Linked DNA regions of Homo sapiens: region 2 is linked to region 1. The links are chromatin loops, found by intact Hi-C in ENCODE. Cell type or tissue: A673. All regions are shown on one strand. Each heading gives the region's core, and the rest is flanking DNA. Links, peaks and the distances in the headings are about the cores only.

The links. Hi-C counts contacts between places; a loop is a spot of excess contacts. Peaks named below come from ENCODE experiments on the same cell type or tissue, not always from the same donor. Only the 100,000 strongest peaks of a DNase experiment are listed, where the experiment ranks them.
Region 2: a loop joins it to region 1, with 9 times the contacts of the local background. A loop is called at or near these places in 1 of 110 quality-filtered maps.

Annotation. Positions count from the first base shown.
Region 1 is chr1:106,742,399-106,750,749 of GRCh38, forward strand. LOC124904233 (a long non-coding RNA gene) reads left to right here and starts at 5,741. Exons shown (of 2, transcript XR_007066260.1): 1 at 5,741-5,811; 2 at 7,893-8,351. In A673, for the core only: no CTCF peak of the experiment used is centred there; a DNase peak (open chromatin) is centred at 4,383; H3K4me3 peaks cover 438 bases; H3K27ac peaks cover 682 bases.
Region 2 is chr1:106,647,072-106,655,422 of GRCh38, forward strand. No RefSeq gene overlaps it. Among named protein-coding and RNA genes, the nearest start is that of LINC01661, 170 kb to the right of the region's middle. In A673, for the core only: CTCF peaks have their summits at 453, 4,489 and 4,690; a DNase peak (open chromatin) is centred at 4,160; H3K4me3 peaks cover 1,068 bases; H3K27ac peaks cover 906 bases.

The DNA of each region.
Region 1 (8,351 bases), core at 88-8,087:
AAAAGGTCTCAGTTTCCTTCAGAATAAAAAAGCACTTGTAGTAATGATATATAAATAAATTAAAATATGAATATAAATTAAATATATAAGTATACGGATACATGACCTGCACATAGCTAACTAAATAATAGTTGAACTATGGTTGTTAATACCATCTTTGACTTCTTTCCTTTCCCTCATCCTATATCAAATCAGTTGAAAAATCATCCGAAGGTGTCAATTTCTGTAGTGTCTCTCAAATTTGTTTAGTCTTCTTTTCCATTCCACTATTGTTACCTAAGACTACAGTACCACCACCTTGTCTATTTTAAGAGTCTCATAACTGTTATTCTCTCCAATCTTTCCTCCTTTAGTCCAACCACAGGTCCTGCAAGAGAATTATTTTAAGAAGAGAGTTGATCATGTGTCTCCTCATGGAAGAAAAGATTTAATACTTCATCATTTATTATTCAAATCAGAACCTGACTGACCTTAGCATTTGGTCACAATGTGCTGTAATCCACATTTCCAGCATCCTCACGATCGCCTATACCTCCTGTACATCTTCTTCCCTTCATGCATCACCCCAAAATACATCCTAAAACATATCACTTGCTTGATGAAAACCTCTGAATTTCCCCAATCCACAACCTTGGTTTGACCTTAAAATTCTTCCTTCTGGCTGGGTACGGTGGCTTACACCTGTAATCCCAGCATTTTGGGATGCTGAGGCAGGAGGATCACTTGAGCCCGGGAGTTTGAAACAAGCCTGGGCAACATGGTAAGACTCCATTTCTACAAAAAAATTTAAAAATTAGCCAGGCCTGGTGGTATGTGCCTCTAGTCCCAGCTACTTGGGAGGCTGAGGTGGGAGAATTGCTTGAGCCTAGGGAGTTGAGGTTACAGTAAGACATGTTCATGCCACTATACTCCATGTCTCAAAAAAATAAAATAAAATAAAATCCCTCCTTCTATCTATGGTGCAGCTAGAAATACCCCATAAAGAGACACCAGATTCTGAGTTCTAGTGTATTATGATATTTCCCCAGACACTGACTTATATTCATCTTCCAGAATTCCTATCCTGCATTCCGGTGTGCCCCTCACTTGGTAAAGCACTACATCAAAGCTGCCTTTTGCTTATCTGAGGATTCCTTGGACTGACACTTTACTATGACTGCATGTTTGATTTTCCAATACAGTTCTGACATATAACAAGGGCTTTTAGATTCATTAGTAACACTCTAGAAAGATCCTCATACCAGAAGGACCCATCAGCTCTAGAATGACAGCCTGAACAAACCACCCAAGCCTACTTCATACAAGAAGGAATTAGACCAATCCATTAATCTCTTCCCTCCTTTATTCTAACTAATGTGTGTCTCAGATTTTCATCTCTCTCAAGAAGCATTTCACAGCTCCCTTAGAGTATTCTTTTTCTCCCCCACAATCCAGTTGAATGTTGCTTTTTTTCTATAACTTAGGTCACATATTAATTTTTCATATTTTTTATATTAATGTCTTTTACTCTCACTATAACATAGGCTTTTAGATAAAATATCTATTTTAGTTTTCATGATACTTAAACCAGAGTATTCTTCATAGCAAATATTCAATAAATACATGATAAGTTGAACTGATGTAATAAGACTATCACTCAATATTTATAAAACAATTTTGAAAACAAAACTATAGATACATGGATACATGGAAGAGCAAGTAATAATATCAATGTCCAATTATAGTTAAAAATTGAGAAATTAATAGAAATCAAGTTATTACCATAAATATGCATCTTTTCTCTCCCAAACCAAAATAACCTTATTGTTCATAAGACAGTGTATTACTCAGGGTTTTCTAGAGGAACAGAACTAATCAGATATATGTAGGAGTTTAACTTACACGATCACAAGGTCCCACAATAGGCTTTCTGCAAGGAGGAGAGCCAGTCTGAGTCCCAAAAAGGAAGAACTTGGAGTCTGATATTCAAGGGCGGGAAGCACCCAGCATGAGAGAAAGATGTAAGATGAGAGGCTAGGCTAGTCTCTACTTTTCATGTTTTCCTGCTTGCGTTATATTTGCTGGCAGCTGATTAGAATGTGCCCACCAGATTAAGGGTAGATCTACTTTCCCTAGCCCACTGACTCAAATGTTAATCTCTTTTGGCAACACTCTGGCAAACACACAGAGGATCCAATACTTTGTATCCTTCAATCCAATCAAGTTGACACTCAGCATTAACCATCACAGAAAGAAATGGTTAAAATAAAGGAAATATGGTCACACTGCAGAACACTATGCACATGTTAGAAAGAAGAGGTAGAACTAAATATGTTAAAATTGAAGTGTCTCTGAAACATATGGTTGAATTTAAAGTTGTTTCAAAATGACAAAAACTGTATTACATCACTTATATATTAAGACTATAAAATTTAGTATCCTGGACCTGACACTAAATATTCTCTAAGAGTACATATATACATATGCAAAGACACAGTGAAAGGTCTAGAAGAATAAGCAACACACGGAGAGGTCACTAATTACCTTTGAGGAAAATCAAGGAGAAGTAGACTGGGATTGGGATGGTGGTCATTAAACTGAACTTTAGCATTTTTTTCTACTTATATAATGTTTCATTTAAAAACAGAAATCTCCAAGTCCAATGCCAGAGTTCAAATTCTCTCTCTGCCATTTACTACTTGTGTGAATTTTGCAATATATTACCCTCTGCTGCTCATCTACAAAATGTTTATAATACACCTACCTAATAGGCAGGGCTGGCTTCTTGGTCATTCAAATAATTTGTAAAATTACAATCCTGATGTTAAAAAGCAGAATATTTAGACAGAAAACATACAGTCCCACTCCCCAAGTATATGTTTTACATTTCCATATTATACCATATTTCATATTATAGCTGAGAAGTTTATATATACTATATATCATGATCTGAAAATGAAAATTAACTCTATCAATTTAAAGATGTATATGTAGTTTAGTCATTGAATTTAGTATGTCCTCATAGGTTAGAACATATTTCAGACAAGACTAAATATCTCTGAGATCCTCAAATGTAAAATTCAAAGCAAATTTAATAAACTATTTTTCTTTCTGCTAGAATAATTACATTGAACACTTCTTGTCATACATGATTACATCAACTGCCTATCCCTGGCTACATTTTTTCTTATGAAAGAGTTCTTCTCAACAGTTGCAAATTTATTTTCATTATTATTGACCTTTCAGGTTGTTATTGACCAACTCAAAAAAGTTCTGACCATATGGCAAAATGATTTCCTAGAGTCTAAATGCAGAAGTCGAGGTGGCAGAACTTGCTCAAATGATAAATCCAAAACAAATCCAAGATCATATCTAAATAAGTCTTGAAAATCTGCTTATTGCTATGTAAAGAAAACAGAAGAATTACTGCATTAACTCAAGAACTCTGCTACTTTATTTTACATTTCTAGTTTACTTAAAAATGGATCTGATGGAATATAGGTCTTGTTTTGCTCAGACAACTAAATGCCTTAACAATTTCTAGTCCCTATCCATTTTTTGTTTGCTTTCCTTAATGTTCTTGTTATTCCTAAGAAAACTCACAATTGAAAATATTTTTGTTCAGCATTGTCACCCAACATTTTCTGAGTATATAATATGAGACAGGAATTGTGCTAGGTACTGTCAATATACGTGGAAATAATTGACACTCTTTGCCATTATCAAACTCACAATCTAGAACAAAAAACAATCAAGCAGACAAATTATTATTTTTCTTAGAATTTATTTGCTAGAACAAAGGCTCATATGTTATAGCCACTCATACAAACCAGTCCTTTGAAAGCAATTACATTAAGCCCTAAGCATATTATTTTGAGGAAAACAATGGCAAATTTAACCCAAACAATACTAATGATTATATATACTAATTATTTATTATCAGTGACTTTTTTCAATGTCTATTTTTTTCTGGCTAATATTATTTTTAAATTTTTTCTGTAAGTTGATTTATATCTGTAGCCTGAAAATTCCTCCAAAATTTATGGCAACTATATCACAGTGAGAGAATCAATTCCCAACATGATTTCCTTTTAGGCTCTGACTTATCTTAGATCAGGAGACTTGGATAGATCTTAATTAGCATAAGGCTTTTTGTCAAGCAGCCACAGGATATCTCTAGCTCAAAACCTTAGCATTTAGAAAGCATTTAAGGATCTATGAGGATTACTGTCCTGTGGACACCTGTTATAAATCTGAGTAAGAGCCTGGAAACATTACTTTCCAAGTGTTTCTATTTGATATAATCAGGCCTGACCACCAGCTTGTGTTTCTGCCAAGTCTATTATGTATAATTTTTAGTTGATGTAATTCTCTTAAAGCCAAATCAGAGTGCTGTGCTGTAAATAAAGCTCACTCTTCTTCACAGCATGCAACTGTGTGATTACTCCTACTAACTTTCTCTACCCCAGCCAAATCATGCATATCACCAAGGAGGTGCCAGTGTAAAAGGAAAAGAATAGAGCATTCCTAAACTGTAATGATGTGTACTTTATCAGCCATTGACATGCACAATGAAAGAGGAAGTAATTGCCTGACGGTGTCAGGTGACCTTCGAGTTTTACATAGAAAAGAATTCAGAGGCAATAATACTTAACAAGTAAAAGTGACATTTTTCAATGTCACAGCTGGATCAGAGCAACCTACTATTTAGTCTACTATTTTCATGTGAACACGGAGTACTTGTGTCAGCTTTTTCATCTTGTTACCAATTTGACTTCATTATTTGGACTTTTCTAAGGCTGTAAATAAACGCTAAGGTTACTAATTTCAAGCAAATGATTCTGGTCTTGAGTATTTTCAGTCTTTTCCTTCTCTGAGCCTCTGTATTGTCTACACCTTGAATCACTCAATCCAGCACTTAAATTAAAGATAAGCGTTTAACTGTTCTTGGAGATAAAACAGAATCTTCCCTCTTTGTGGTAACACTGACTAACCTAGAGAGTCCTGGCACATAGTAGGTTTTTGAAGAATGCTTTTGGTCTGATTCAATCTCTTAGTTCCTGACCCCATTACACTCACTACTCAAATGGTTACAGAATATTCTAGCAGAAAGAGAATGCAGCCAAGTTTACTGAGGAGAATGAAGTGATTTTCAAAGGAACAGCTAGTTCTCAGCAGAAAAAAAAGAAACTCAGAATCTTAAGATAATTTCCTTTCTGCTTCCACAGGCCGCGGACAATTACCATACTTGGCCTTTTTTTTCTTTTTTTTCGAGGCAGGGTCTCGCTCTTGTCGCCCAGGCTGGAGTGCCGTGCGCGATCTCCACTCACTGCAACCTCTGCCTCCTGAGTTCAAGAGATTCTCTTGCCTCAACCTCCCAAGTAGCTGGGATTACAGCCACATACTACCACGCCTGGCTAATTTTTGTATTTTTAAAGTAGAGACGGGGTTTCACCATGTTGGCCAGGATGGTCTCCAACTCTTGACCTCAGGTGCTCCTCCCGCCTTGGCCTCCCAAAGTGCTGGGATTGCAGGCGTGAGCCGCCGCCCCCGGGCCATACCTGGCCTTTTTAGTAACCAGGCCACACAGCAGGAGATGAGTGGCAGGCAAGGGAGCATCACTGCCTGAGCTCCGCCTCCTGTCGGATCAGCCAGGGCATTAGATTCTCATAGGAGCACGAACCCTATTGTGAACTGCGCATGCGAGGGATCTAACTTGCGCGCTTCTTATGAGAGTCTAACGTCTGATGATCTAATATGCCTGATGATCACCCCCCACCTCCTCTGGAAGAAAAATTGTCTTCCGCAAAACCGATCCCTGGTGCCAAAAAGGTTAGGGATCACTGACCTAGGGGACGTTGTAAATTTTGATGCAAAATTTGGAGATAGTCTGTGAATACCTGAAAGTATCTCCGAATATCTAAATATTCCAAGTAAATGATTCTAATAAATTAGAAGAAAATGTAATAAATGTTTTCCAACCTCATGAGAAATTGAAGGAGAAGACAAAGCATTCAAGACCACATTCAAAAAAATATCTGCTTCTGAATTAGGAAATGCCAGTGGCCCGGTACTCAAAATTTGCACAGAAAACTGTGCTAAGCTAGTGATTAAAGAAATAGTATTCTGAGTCTTAAGGACTTAAAGTAGGAATTGGACAGCCATCCAAAAGTAAAGTAAAACAAATAAAAATTCTCATGGGTTTATACAATTGCATCCAATCCCAAATAGCCCTTGTTAAAATATAATTTACCTTAGGTTACCACTCAAGGAAAACCAAACAGTTCTATTTTCTCCCCTATGTGATTGCCAGCTGAGTTATAAGAATGTTTTATAGCACTTTAAGTCCTAGACAAAGGATCACCATGAATTCTTCTCTGCCCTTTCTTTCTTGGCAAATATCTTTTACCACTAAAACCAATGTGGTTTCCACTCAATCCCTTAGGCCACTGACTACTACCCTCTTAAAGGTAACTGTAGCAGCCATTAGACCGCTTTGACAAGAGATAGTAATTCACCTCAATATACCTTTCAAATTTGTTAAATAAATGAGAGTAACGTGGGTGTCCCATTTGCTACTGTTCACTCCTAACTGAAAGAGCTGTGAAAAGTTAAAGTAGAGATACAGCAATTGCATGACCACCTGCTGTTCTTTGTGACAGCTGCCACTGCCCCTTGACACAAAATGTCATAGCATTGTCACCTAATAACTAGGCAATCCAAAAATCTGGGGGTATCTTAATGAATGTACTACAGTGTACATTGGTCCGAGGATTTATGCTGTCATTCTGGTACCAGGAGTAAAGGCTAATAACCTCAGCTTCCAAATGAATATTTGCAAAACTCTCAAGCCAAGATGGTGTAACTGCATTTGTGAAAATAGTTGCCTTTTCCAGCATCAGGCATGGCTTAGTTTTGTAATTTTAGGTTTAAATTAAAACAAAATATTGTTCTTAGGATTACATGTATGAAGAAAGGAAGCTTTAGCTTCTCACAGGGGAATTATCTATATATTTTTGGAGTCCTGTTTAAATCTATCATCAAGATCCTTTCTTTTATAACTACCTAATGATCTATTATTCAAGCCAAAATATTGTAGGTTTTATGGTTTTCACTTATTATTCAGAGCAACTGTCTCATGACTATGTAACATCTCATATCCCACTCAGTGTCTCCAGCCTAAGAAAAGTTGGATATGTTTTTCTCTCTTATTTGAATTGTGAGATTCAAATAAATGTGAATCAGATAAAAACTTAACCCTTTTACAAGATTAGCTATTATGGCCTGCTGACCGGCTGATTAAAAACAGAAACTATTTAATGAGAAATTAAGTTTTAAATGGAAAGCAGAGCCATACACAGCAGCCTCATCAGGAGTAAATACAGGTTGTAGGCACAAATATAAGACATAATACTTTCTGCTCCCATGGGGCTCTTCTTTGACAGGCAGAGCCACCAAAAAAAGGAAAGTAAAATTCTCATTATCATCCCAAGGACACAAAACGGTAACTGAATTGAGTAGGAGAAAATAATTGGGTTAGAATTTATTCTTATAATATGGGAATGGAGCTTTTCCTAGTTTTTGTTTAAATTTTTCCTATTTTTAGTTTATGATTCCAATTAATGCTGCTGTTGATTTAGTCTATGCTTTTATCTTTTATGCAAAACTTCCAATGAATAAGCTAAAGGGAAACTTGCAAAATCCATAAATACTCTAACATGACTAGACTTGTCCCCTGTACCTTTAGAGATCAGAATTTGAAGATAGATACCAAAGGATCTTGTGATGATGTATTGGATTAATTCACTAGCCTCTCACTTCTTTAGTTTCTGAGAGACCAAATCTTTAAAGCTGACATATGGGAGAGTGGTGATATATTGGATTAATTCTATATCCCCTTACTTTCATTTTAGGTCCCACGTGTTTCAATGGACATTTGTCTCCATCATAGCCACATCACACCACAGATTTGATTTTTCAGTTCATTTGGTCAAATGCCACTCAAAACAAGAAATGCTAAAGGAGAAGAAGAGTCCAGTTCAAGATCTGCATTTCATTTCTGATGTTGGCCCAACAACTTTTTCCTTCCAGTTTCTCGGAAGCCTGCCTCCATAGTTCTCTTTTCCCCCAGTTCGCCCAAGAATTTAAAGTGAGAATTCAGAATATTCTTTCCCCTTTTCCCCTACTAATGATTCAACAGGTAGTATGAATTTTCCATATTCTGTTTAATGCTAGGCATCAGATTTTCAGAGTTTCTAGCCTCATTTCCTCTGAAACCATTATTTTTGCTGTGTAGTATCTCTGTCTAAGGTTGTATTTTAAAAGATTCCCAAGTCCTTTGTACTATGACAAGCATGGAATATAACTTTACT
Region 2 (8,351 bases), core at 237-8,236, 95 kb before region 1:
GAATACAATGTAACAGTGAGGAGGAAGATAAAAGCTTGTCTGTGACAGAAAATTTTGCAGGAAAAGAAACATCTGGTACTAACTATCATATTTATGAGACTAGAATCTATCCCTATGTACCTTGTGAAAATCATAAGAAAAATAAAATAGAGAATATCTTCAAATCTTTACTGGAAATATATTCTCTACATGAGCACAAAACAAATGTCAGTTTGTTTTTGCATTACTTAAAAGTATATTTTATTGATCACAGGCAGCAAACAAAATACAACAGTGTATTACTATTCCATTGCTTTGGTAACAAACGGCCAGAAACTTAATAGCATAAACAGAGCAAATTTATGCTACTGTAGTTCTAGAAGTTTACAATAAAAAATCAAGATGTCAGCTGGGTTGTGTTCCTTCTGAAATTTTCACAGGCAAATCAGTTTCTGTCCCTTTTTCAGCCTCTAGAGGCTGCCTGCATTCCTTGGATCATAGCTCCCCCTTTTTATCCCTTCAACTTCTATTTGTCACATCTGCTATTTCTTATTCATCCTTTTGTCTCCTTCTTTTAAAGACCATTGTGATTACATTTAGGGCCCACCTGTATGATCTAAGATAATCTCCCTCCCTCAAAATCCTCAATTTAATCATACCTAGAAGGTCCCACTTGATGAATAAGGTAACATTTTCACAGATTTCAGAGATTAGAATGTAGTCATCTTTGCGGGGGTGAAGGTGAGTGGCATATTCAGCCTAGCACACACAGTGTGCCTTCTCTACTCCTAATATTCACATCTACCCCAAATGCAAAATACATTCACCTATCTGAAGGTAACCAAAAGTCTCAAATCATCAATCACAGCATCAATTTGACTGCAAAATCTCATCTAAGTCTAATCAGTTTGAAAATCCCAAATCCCACCATTTTAAATGATCTAAATTAGTGTGAGATTCTGAATTTAATACATCTTGGAACAAAATTCTGCTTCGTCTGTAGATGTGTGAAACTAGAAAACAAGTTATTTACCTCTAAACTACAATGGTGACAGGCATAGCTTAACAATGATAAACATTCTCTTTCAAAAACAGAGAAAATGAAATGAAAAAATAAGTAGTAAGTCTTAAACAATATTAAAATCCAACTGGGCAAACTCGATTAGGTTTCAAAGCCTAGAATGATCTCCTCTTGCTTGGGGTTGTGCCTTTCTGGCTCTTGACTCCATGCTCTGGGCTCACAGCTCTTCCCTCTGGGCCTGTGGTTCCTTCCAATCTTTTTGTTTACATGAAGGATAGCACATATTTGCAATTGAGTAGTAGTATTAGTCTGTTTATTTTCTGTAGAATTTTGGAAGCCTGAAAGCACTCTTTATTTGATTCTCTGTGTATCTCCTTCCATCCAAGTTGACAGTATTTCTGCTGCAGTAACATTCCCAAATACCTATGGATCTTTTATGTATTCCTCACAGTCTCCATTTGAGAAAAGTCTCCTCTATAGATCTTTCTATAGTAATCTCCCCTTAACTACTGAAGATACATTCCAAGACTCCCAGTGGATGCCTGAAACCTTAGGTAGTAACTGAATGCTGTATATATGAGGTTTTATCCTATATAAATGTATCTATATGTGATATTCTGAAATGAATATTTGGTCTCTGTCCCTGTCTCCTGGCATACAACTCCTTAAATCCTTGGAATCTCCAAAGTGAGAAGTTTTTCTTTGGTTGCTAATGAGATGACTAATGTCTGGTAGCACCTAGGTAACCTTAGGATGGGGGCTGGTCACTGGAAAGTCCAAGGCATGATTAGAAGGTTGCAACTTTCAGCTCCACACCCCAAACTTAGAGGAGGGGGAAGGGTGGAAGGTTAAGTTGATCACAAATGGCCAATGGTTTAATCAACCATGCCTATGTAACAAAGTCTCCGTAAAAAAACAAAAGGATGTGGTTCTGGGAGCTTCTGGATGGCTAAACACATGAGGGATCCTGGAGAGCGACAGGCCCAGGAAGGACATGGAAGTTCTGCTCCCTTTCCTCCATACCTCACCCTAGGAATCTCTTCATCTGTACCCTTTGAAATATCCTTTTTAATAAACCGGCAAACATAAGCATCTCCCTGAGTTCTGTATGTCACTGCAGCAAATTAATAAAACCCAAAGAGGGGGTCATGGGAACCCCAGCTTAAAATCATTTGGTCATAAGTTCCAGAGGCCCAGGTAGCTAATGTTAGAATTTAATTGGAGGATACCCAGCTAGTGTCCACCACAGAATTGATTGCTTTTTTGTTGTGGGGAGAAATACCCCACATTTGGTCACATAAATCTTCTGTGTTGATTGTGGTTGTGAGTGAGAGGGTAGAAAAACATGTTTTGAGTGTGTTTTCCTCTCTCACAGACGATGATAAATTTTTATTTATAAATTAGACACAGTAAGAGATTAAAGATTATAGCAATATACTGTAATAAAGTTGATGTAACTGTGCTCTACCTCTCTTTTTCATGTTTTCTTACTATACTATATTATAGGTAACTAAAATTCTGGAAAGTAAAATTGTGTATAAGGGGGATTAATGTATTATATTCTGCTGAGATGGTTGAAAGGATCCATGAGTTACATGCCTAACCTCTTCGAAGAGCGTTCTGTGAGACTAAACCCTTTGACTTTTGGATCCACTGGAGGAACTGGCAAAAGGTTATCCAGCCAAACCTTTGATTTTATCTCCGGAGCATGCTTTCTGACAGTGCAACTTCTCATTTTAGCATCTTTGGCAATAGAGATAGGCTAAGAGTTTTTCAAATCAAGTCCTGGTTCCTTTTTGCTTAACAGTTGCTCAACTTATATTTCCTCTTGCATTTCACTATAAGCAGCAAGAAAAAGAATCAAGGGGCATCTTTAACATTTTGCTTTGAGATCATCTCAGCTCAATGTGCAAGTTCATCTTCTATAAATTTTGCCTTCTATCTAAGTGTAGGATGTAATTCAACTAAGTTTGCTGCTGCTGTATAATAAGGATCTCCTTTCCTCCAGTTTCCAATAGCATGATCTTCATTTCCTTCTGAACACTCAAAAGAAGCAACTTTAATGTTAATATATCTATATACATTCTTTTTATGATTATTTAGGTATTCTCTAAAATAAAATAGGTTTTTTTCTCTTGTACTTCTCATTTCTTTTGGAGCCTCACCAGCAGCGACTTCAATATTCTTATTTCTATGAACAGTCTGTTCAAAGCAACCTAGGGTTTTTCTACCATGCTCCTTGAAATTCTTCCAGCCTCTTCCCCTTATACAATTCCAAAACCATTTCTCCACTTTTAGATATTTGCAAATCCACTTCCAGGTACCCAAATATGTATTAATTTCCTATGGCTGCCATAATAAATTATCACAAACTAACTGACTTAAAACCACGCAAATTTTTCTTACAGTTCTGGAGGTCAGAAATCTAACTCAAATTCCTGGCAGGGCTGAATTCTTTCTAGAGGTGCTAGAGTTTGAATGTTTGTGTCCCTTCCAAAATTCATATTAGAACTTAATCTCCAGTGCAACAGTATTAAGAAATAGAGCTCTCAGGAGGATGTTATCATATTCACAGTTTCTGGCATTAGGATGTAAATATCCTGGATGATGGTAGGTATTCAGCCTAACACAAATAGCTGATGATAAATGCTAAGTAGTAAAATTGTATTTTTGTTCATTCATCAGTTATTCCTTACTAATTATCGGTCCCTTCTACATGGACAATGCTGTGCTTAATGCTATAGATACAGGGAGAAAAAACACAATTCCTATCCTGAGACATCCAGTGTCTGAGTTAGAGAAAGGCAAGACAAAAATTTAAAATATAGGGAATGAATGGGAAAACATTTAATTCAGACTAAGGAAAAAGGATGGACCAGGAAAATGTTCCCACAAAGGATCAGGACTAATGTGCAAAAAGTTAGAATCAAACTATGAAGCACGGGGTAAATTCAGGCAAAAGCAACAGAATGAGAAAGAAGTCTTCTTTACATTTTTAATCTCATGTTTTACTATTCCAAAAAAAAACATGATTGAATGCTATAATACATCTTGACAGCCATATCCTTTTCCCCCATTGATCTCTTATGTTCAGTTTTGAAACAGAAATGTGTACCATTTCCTGTTCCCATTCATGGTTTCTTAGGCCATAAATAGATAAAAGGATCACTAAGCTTTTGCTAGATAATAATTACTCAGATTGTCTCATGTGTTGAAACTAAGAGAAGCACAAACTGAGATTAGTTGAAAGTAGGCACTGGGGCTGAAATGCCGTGCCATAAAACACTGCTACATAAGAATCTCCTTTAGAGCTGTCTATACATACAGATTTAGAATATCGTGGCGCAGTATTGTACCTTCTTGCATTCTCGCATAAAAATAAACACAAATCACTACAGAGCAAAATTAAAACCCATAAATAGCATTTTCTATAAAACTAGATGACAAGACATCTCCACAAACCCAAATATATCAGCAGATGGGGACAAACTGCCAGCAGCTACAAGAACTGCATACTATTCACAAGGGGGTGATAGAAGCAATGGGATATTGGACAGACCCAAGAACAAGAGGATACCAAATAGCCAACAGATATTCCCTGGAACAAGTAGCAGGTCAATTTGAGAATAACAGCTAAAACTGAGGGGTTTTATTTTTTGGTTTTTGCTTTTTTTCCCTTATAGAAGCCAGTGAGTGAAATCAAGGGATACACAAGATGGTCTGAGGGAGCTGAAGCAGATTGTCTCTTATTAACTCTCAAACTGACCCACTAGAGCTCTCTCTAGAGCAGTAATCCACATTAAGGAATAATTACTGACAGTGGAACCAAAATTGATCTATGCAGAACAGCAAATGTGAAGGAAGGAAAGAATTATGTGGAAAAAAACTGACAGAACCATAAAATCCCCTAAAACAAGCTACTATGTATATATTGAACACTAAATACACACACAGATGAAAAAGCTCAGTGAAGTGAGACAAGCTGCTTAAACCGAGAACCTTCCTAAAACTTCAGGAAAACTAACTTCACAAAAAGAAGAACTAAATAAAGTATATGTGTTAAATTCCACACAAACCTCCACAGTTTACAAGAGGATTACATGGGAAATTCATTAAAAATACTGATGTCTGCCCTTTTCCCAGGAGGTTTTGGCTATCAATTACTCACTGCAACATCTGTTGCAATATCTCCCCTATCAAAATTCAAATTTTTGGGGGGATGTCCAAATCCTATTATTTCCTTTATTAGATAAATATTCCAGTATTCCCTATATTAAATAATATCAACACAAGCCTTTAACCAGACGTGTTATATAAGTATTTTATGAGTTTAATTGTCAGAAGGTAGTTACTTTTTTAGTAAAAGTTCGTTGCATCCTACCGCATTTATACATATCCTTCTTTACTCCCAAACATATCCTGGTCTATTTTAGCAGGAAAGAGTAGAAACAAAAAACCAAGGTTAAATCAGGTCTAGATTACATAGTGAATGAAGTGTATTTTTAAACACATTAAAAAGGCTAGCAGTGAATTTAAATACACTTATACAGCCCTCCCTTAGCACCATGTGGAATTGGTTCCAGGACTTCCCAAGGATACCAAAGTCCATGGATTCTCAAGTCAATGACATAAAATTGCGTAGTATTTGCACATAACCTATGCACATCCTCCTGTTTACGTTATTTTATTTTATTTTATTTTTATACTTTAAGTTCTAGGGTACATGTGCACAATGTGCAGGTTTGTTACATTTGTATACATGTGTCATGTTGGTGTGCTGCACCCATTAACTCATCATTTACATTAGCTATATCTCCTAATGCTATCCCTCCCCCATCTCCCTACCCCACGACAGGCCCCGGTGTGTGATGTTCCCTTTCCTGTGTCGAAGTGTTCTCATTGTTCAGTTCCCACCTATGAGTGAGAACATGCGGTGTTTGGTTTTCTGTCCTTGCGATACTTTGCTGAGAATGATGGTTTCCAGCTTCATCCATGTCCCTACAAAGGACATGAACTCATCCTTTTTTATGGCTGCATAGTATTCCATGGTGTATATGAGCCACATTTTCTTAATCCAGTCTATCATTGATGGACATTTGGGTTGGTTCCAAGTCTTTGCTATTGTGAATAGTGCTGTAATACACATATGTGTTCATGTGTCTTTATAGCAGCATGATTTATAATCCTTTGGGTATATACCCAGTAATGGGATGGCTAGGTCAAATGGTATTTCTAGTTCTAGATCCTTGAGGAATCGCCATACTGTCTTCCACAATGGTTGAACTAGCTTACAGTCCCACCAACAGTGTAAAACTCTTCCTATTTCTCCACATCCTCTCCAGCACCTGTTGTTTCCTGACTTTTTAATGATCGCCATTCTAACTGGAGTGAGATGGTATCTCATTGTGGTTTTGATTTGCATTTCTCTGATGGCCAGTAATGATGAGCATTTTTTCATGTACTTTAGACCTAGATTATTTATAATATTGAATTCAGTGTAAATACTATGTAAATAGTTGTTATACTGTATTATTTAGGGAATAATGACAAGAAAAAAGTCTAAACATGTTCAGTACAGACCAAATTTTAAAAAATATTTTCAATCTGTGATGGTTGAATCAACAGATGCAGAACCCAAAGATACAGAGGGACAACTGTTCTAGAAGAAACAGAGTGAAAAATATCATTTAAGGAACAGATATAAGAAAATACATTTAAAAATTGGTTAATCAAATATACTTTGACCAGAAAAAAAATAACAAAACATAAAATAAAGATAATTTCAATATTTGGTGTTTCAAAATTTCTGTAACAAATGGCCTGTAAAACTTATTTCCTATGTAACGACTAAAAGCATATCATCACTTTAAAAGATTTTATTAAATTTTATGGCTTATATTTTTGGATTGTAGTTCAGCATGGTTTAGGTAGATTGGCCTGAATCATATATGAAAACCAATCTCAATATATTAAAATAAAGCATTAGGGAAATGGCAGGTCAAAATGTAACCAAAGAAGAACTTCATCTGCTATGGTATCAAACATGTTTGTTACAAGGGATATACTCAGTGTAGATGTGAAAACCAAATGATGATATGAAAAGCTTCCAACACTTAAATTATACACAACGGTTGATGTAACTAAGCATGACAAATACTCATAAATATATTCAAGAACTTGATGCATAAAATAGATTTTTTACTTTTGTGTTTCCTATATTATTGCATTCATTTTCATGAATACTCCTAGGATTTCTGCAATTGCTATAAACAAAGGAAAACACAGCTTTTGGAAGACTATGCTTTATTTCATGTCAGGTTTTTCTGTTATATTCAAAATAAATTTATAAAACACATATAATGATGAAATGAATGGAATCTTGTTAGTATCAACTTATGGCAATTTTCAGTCCTAGCAACTGTGAAATCTATCACTCTTCTATGAAGACATTATCTACTATATTAATAAGTTAAATGTATTATTATTTCATAATGATACCTATGGCTCATGTCATGCAGTTAGCCTATTAAGCCACTAAAATCACCTGCTTTACAACCTCAATATATAATTTGGAAATCTAAATAAGAATTAAGTTCAACATTGTCCAATTTTAAGACATCAATACTTTACAATGTGGTATATGGGTAATTAATCTAATATTTTGATCAATATTTGCAGGCTAACTTGACCACTTTGACAATAATTCTGAATGAGATTTGAGAATTTGCTTCCTTTTCTTTCTATTATTACTTTTCTATAATTTTGAACTGAATGTTATTGTATTTATTGGTTTAGTTTTAATTTTATAAATTTGAGGTAGAAAGCTATGAGTTTAGTTTAATATGCTCTGAATTTAGAATTGATTTGTAACCACATCAGATTGCTATTTGATTCTCCTCCAATATAAAAAATATTGATACAAGCTCTATATTTGAAAAAAAAAAAAACCTGGATCCTGAGCACTTTTAAACCTATAGCTCATAGATATTTACATTTTTTGCCAATTGAAAGATATATTTGATGTATTTTATATAGTCAATTAATTGAATTTGAAAGCTTTCATTCTTATAGAGGTTTGAAACTGTTTTATTGTTCTACTTGTTATTTAGGTATCACCTTCTGTAATTTATTTACTGTATTAATCTGTTTTAATGCGTCTGATAAAGACATACCTGAGACTGGGAAGAAAGAGAGGTTTAATGGACTTACAGTTCTATGTGTCTGGGGAGGCCTCACAATCATGGCAGAAGGCCAGGAGGAGCAAGTTATGTCTTCCATGGATGGCAGTAGGCAAAGAGAGAGCTTGTGCAAGGAAACTCCCATTTTTAAAACCCTCAGATCTTGTGAGAAT